Regions from separate parts of the Homo sapiens genome. Here region 1 is linked to region 2. A link is a loop called in an ENCODE intact Hi-C map of the cell type or tissue named here. Cell type or tissue: body of pancreas. All regions are shown on one strand. Region 1 overlaps PPP6R2 (protein phosphatase 6 regulatory subunit 2). Region 2 overlaps PPP6R2 (protein phosphatase 6 regulatory subunit 2).

Region 1 (2,500 bases), 58 kb after region 2:
CGTAGAATTGCCCTGAAAGCAGAAGGCGGATTTCTAACCCGGTTTGATGGAATAGAGTGACACGTCTACCTCCTTTCTCATGTTCTGACTGAACAACATAGAACTTACACGGTGGTTATTAGGTATAAAATGGCTAAAAGAGAAGCTCCTGTCGTCCACAGTAGAAGGCCAACCTGGCAGTTTTTGTCAAAGCCAGCGGGCAGTGCCTCTCCATCCCGCAGACGGCTTGCATGATGCTCCAGGTGGCTGAGGAGAGGAAGGGGCAGGCGGTGCTGGCAAGTAGTGCCAGTGAGCAGCCCTGGCTGTGGGTGGCGGGCTCCTCTGCGGAGAGCATGAGGCTGCTCCCCTGAGAACGAAGGGCACTGCCCTAGTGGGTCCTGTTGGCAGACGCAGCCCCCGTCTTCTGCCTGGCTCTGGGGCTCTGCTGGAATCTCCCTGCAATCTTAGTCCCAGAACTGGGCTCGAAGTGCTGTCTGGCTCAGTTCTGTCAGCGTGTGGAAGGTCTGTCCGCGTGTGGAAGGTCCGTCCGCGTGTGGAAGGTCCGTCCGCGTGTGGAAGGTCCGTCAGTGTGTGGAAGGTCCGTCCGCGTGTGGAAGGTCCGTCCGCGTGTGGAACGTCTGTCAGCGTGTGGAAGGTCCGTCCGCGTGTGGAACGTCTGTCAGCGTGTGGAAGGTCTGTCCGCGTGTGGAACGTCTGTCAGCGTGTATGAGTTCTGGGCACTGCTTTGGCTGTGAGATCCCAGTCTGCATCAGGGAAGCAATTACAAAAGAGACCTACTTTCCTTTTCCCTCTTCTTCTTTTTTTTTTTTTTTTTTTTTTTGAGATGGAGTCTCTCTCTGTCGCCAGGCTGGAGTGCAGTGGCGGGACCTTGGCTCACTGCAATCTCCGACTCCCTGGTTCAAGCGATTTTCCTGCCTCAGCCTCCCGAGTAGCTGAGATTACAGGCATGCGCCACCATGCCCAGCTAATTTTTTTTTGTATTTTTAGTAGAGACGGGGTTTCACCGTGTTGGCCAGGATGGTCTCAAACTCCTGACCTCGTGATCCACCCGCCTTGGCCTCCCAAAGTGCTGGGATTACAGGCTTGAGCCACTGCACCCAGCCCCTTTTCCTTCTTCAAAAGAATTCTGTCTTCCACTTTCTTCCTCTCTTTTATATTTACTGTGGTAAAATATCATAACATAAACTTGGCTGTTTTAACTATTTTAAGGTGTGTCACTCAGTGCATTCACAATCTTGTATAGCCATTACCATTATTCACATCTAGAAGTTTTTCATTTTCCCAAACAGAAACTCTCTCCGTTAAACACTAACTCCCCATTCATTCTCCCTCTCCACAGTCTCTGGCAACCACCATTGTCTTTGTCTCTGAATTTGACTATTCTAGGTACAGTTTATGAGTGGAATCATAAAGTATTATCTTTTTGTGACTGACTTATTTCACTTAGCACTATGTGCCCAAGGTTCATTCAGTATTGTACTGTATGTCCAAATTTCCTTCCTTTTTAAGGCTGAAAAATTACTGTGTGGGTGGGCCACATTCTGTCCATTCATCCATCCATCAGTGGAGACTTGGGTTGCTTCCAGCCTTGGCTATTGTGAATAACACTGCTGTATATGTGGGTGTACAAATACCTGTTTGAGTCCTTACTTTCAGTTCTTCTGAAAGTAAGAAGAAGTTCTTCTGGATAAATACCTATGAGGCCAGGTCATGTGACAATTCCATGATTAAGTTTTGAGGCCAGACCTTTCCACAGTGGCTGCACCATTTTATCTTCCTGTCAACAAAGTCTCCCCTTTCTCCTCATCCTCCCCCTCATCCCGCCGACACTTGTCTTCCTTCTTCTGATGCTCGTCATCTGATGTGCGTGTGGAACGGTGTCTCCGTGTGGCTGATGCTCGTCATCTGATGTGCGTGTGGAACAGTGTCTCCGTGTGACAAGTGATGTCGAGCATCTTCTCGTGCTTTTTGGCCATGTGAATAGCTTCGTTGGAGAAATGTCTATTCAAGTCCTTTGACCATTTTTGAATTGAGTTTTTTTTTTGTTTTTTTTTTTTAGTTTTAGAAGTTCTATATATATTCTGGATATTAATCCTTTATCAGATATATGCAAATATTTTCTTTGGGTTATCTTTTTACATAAAAAATTTTTTTTAGATGTAGGGTCTTGCAGTACAGTGATCATAGCTTCCTGTAACCTTGAACTCCTGGGCTCAAGTGATCCTCCCACCTCAGCCTCCTGAGTAGCTAAGACTGCAGGCATGCGCCACCACATCCAGCTAATTTTTATATTTTTTGTAGAGATGGGGTCTCGCTATGTTGATCAGGCTGGCCTTGAACTCCTGACTTCAAGTGATGCTCCGGCCGTGGCCTCCCAAAGTGCTGGAATTATAGGCGTGAGCCACCAGCCACCCAGCCTTTACTCCTTGATAATGACCTTTGACACACAAGTTTTAAATTTTGATGAAATCCAATTATCTTTTTTTCTCTGTTGCCTGTG
Region 2 (2,500 bases):
GCCTGGCATGAGATACACTTATAAGAACTATTTAGGCTGGGCATAGTGGCTCACGCCTGTAATCCCAGCACTTTCGGAGGCCGAGGTGGGTGGATCATGAGGTCAGGAGATCGAGACCATCCTGGCTAACACGGTGAAACCTCGTCTCTACTAAAAAATACAAAAAATTAGCCCGGCGTGGTGGCGGGCGCCTGTAGTCCCAGCTACTCGGGAGGCTGAGGCAGGAGAATGGCATGAACCCGGGAGGCGGAGCTTGCAGTGAGCTGAGATCACACCACTGCATTCCAGCCTGTGCGACAGAGCAAGACTCTGTCTCAAAAAAAAAAAAAAAAGAACCATTTAAATGTCCTTATCAATTCTTTATTTATTATTATTTTTTTAGAGACAGTGTTCTGTTTGCTCTGTCACTCAGGCTGGATTGCAGTGGTGCAATCCTGGCTCACTGCAACCTCAAACTCCAGGCCTCAAGTGATTCTCCCACCTTGCTCCTGAGTAGCTGGGATTATAGACATGAGCCCCTGTACCAGCATTATCTGTTAACTCATCTGTGTCATTTCTGGGTTGGTTTTGTGTTGTTTTTCCCCTCATTATGGTTTATGATTTTTCTTTTCCTGCTCCCTTGCATGCCTAGAACTTTTTGATCAGATGCCCAGACTTTGTGAATTTTATCTTGTTGGATACTGAGCATTTTTGTGTTCCTATAAATATTCTTGACCTTTGTTCTGGGATGAGGTTCAATTACTTGGAAACAGTTTGATTCTGATAGGTCTTGCATTTCAGCTTTGTTAGGTGGAACCCTAGTAATTTTTAGTCTAGGGCTAGTTTTGCTCTGCCACTGAGGCAAACGTCTTCTGAGCATTACGTCCAAAGCCTTGTGAATTACAAGGTTTTCCACTGCAACTGGCAGGAATAGGCTCTGCGTGAGCTTTGAGGATTGTTCCCTCTCATCTTTTTTTTTTTTTTTTTTAAATGGAGTCTCGCTCTGTCACCTAGGCTGGAGTGCAGTGGTGCAATCCCAGCTCACTGCAGCCTCCGGGTTCAAGCAGTTCTCCTTCCTCAGCCTCCCCAGTAGCTGGGATTACAGGTGCCCGCCACCATGCCCAGCTAATTTTTGTATTTTTAGTAGAGATGGAGTTTCACCGTGTTGGCCAGGCTGGTCTCGAACTCCTGACCTCAGGTGATCCACCGGCCTCGGCCTCCCAAAGTGCTGGGATTACAGGTGTGAGCCACCGCACCCGGCCCCTCTCATCTTTTTGAGTGATGCTTTCCCTGGCTTGAATACCTTCCTTACACACATGCACTGATCAGTGCTTGGCTGGAGACTGGAGTGGGAGGTGTCCTGTGTGGATCTTCAGCATTTGCTGTGAGCTCTGCCCTCTGGTGTTCTGCCTGTGAACTCGAGCTACCTTGGACTGCCTGAACTCCTAGTTTTGATTTTTCAAGTCAGAGACTGCCAGCCAGCCTCCACTGCTTCTTCTTCCTTGGGCTGTGGCCTGGCTTTTCCAGCAGAAGCTGGACAACTACAGGGCTCCCTCCTGTCTTTTGTTTCCTTTTTTCAGGGACCCTTCACTGCCTGGCGTCCAGTGTCTAGTGTCTTGAAAACCATTGCTTCCCTATGTTTTCTTTTTTTTTTTTAGTTGTTGCAGATGGGAAGTAAATCTGGTCTGTTCCGTCTTGGCCAGAAACAAAAGCATAAAAAATGGAGGCTTTTTAATGAAAGCTTAAGTTAGTGTAGAAATACTCACGGGCACCTAGAAGAATGCTGACCCACTTTCTGGTTGAGATGTGGGAGCGGAGGATGCCTGGACAGGGGAGCAGAGGATGCCTGGACAGGGGAGCGGGGGACGCCTGGATAGGAGGGCAGAGGTGGCTTTCTCCCGGGTAGGCATCAAAGCACTTGGAGTATGTAGCGAAGATGATGGGAGTAGGGCTTGGAAGAAGTTTCCCTAGAAAAATCAAGGGCTACAGAATGAGATGCTGAGGGAATGATAAGAAAGCGATTGAAGTCTGCCCTCCTGAGACAGAATCTTAGGTGGAGGGCACAGGCAAAAGAAGGCTTATATCCTGCAGTGGGAGAGTGTAGGAGGCTGTGATGTTGCCGGGGGAGCAGTGGGCAGAGGATGAGGGGTGGATGCTTAGGATGTACCTGTTAAGGAGTGGGCCTGGAGCTGCCCGTCTCTCCTATGCTGTCACAGTTGCCATTCAAGGCACATAGTTAAGTAGAAAATGAAAAAGGGAGGGAAGGACCTTTGCTTCCAGTATTATTAGATGCTGTTACCAGACTGTCCCATTACAGTCCAATTAGATGCTGGATAAATTACAATAAATATAATTGCTTTATTTTTTGTTTTGTGTTGTTTTTTGAGACAGTGTAGGGTCCAGCCCTACAGGGCCTGTGGGTTTTTCTCTTTGTGTGCGGAGACGAGAGATCGTAGAAATAAAGACATAAAGCAAAGAGATAGAAGAAAAGACAGTTGGGCCTGGGGGACCACTACTACCA

Evidence for each region. Peaks named below come from ENCODE experiments on the same cell type or tissue, not always from the same donor. Only the 100,000 strongest peaks of a DNase experiment are listed, where the experiment ranks them.
Region 1: it touches region 2 in a loop (1.9-fold over the local background); 1 of 110 quality-filtered maps calls a loop at or near these places.

Annotation. Positions count from the first base shown.
Region 1 is chr22:50,423,837-50,426,336 of GRCh38, forward strand. The region is part of intron 10 of PPP6R2 (protein phosphatase 6 regulatory subunit 2); the gene reads left to right. Among named protein-coding and RNA genes, the nearest start is that of MIR12114, 18 kb to the left of the region's middle. In body of pancreas, no CTCF peak of the experiment used is centred here; no DNase peak of the experiment used is centred here.
Region 2 is chr22:50,365,363-50,367,862 of GRCh38, forward strand. The region is part of intron 1 of PPP6R2 (protein phosphatase 6 regulatory subunit 2); the gene reads left to right. Among named protein-coding and RNA genes, the nearest start is that of PPP6R2, 23 kb to the left of the region's middle. In body of pancreas, a CTCF peak has its summit at 1,394 (motif pointing left); a DNase peak (open chromatin) is centred at 1,359; H3K27ac peaks cover 857 bases.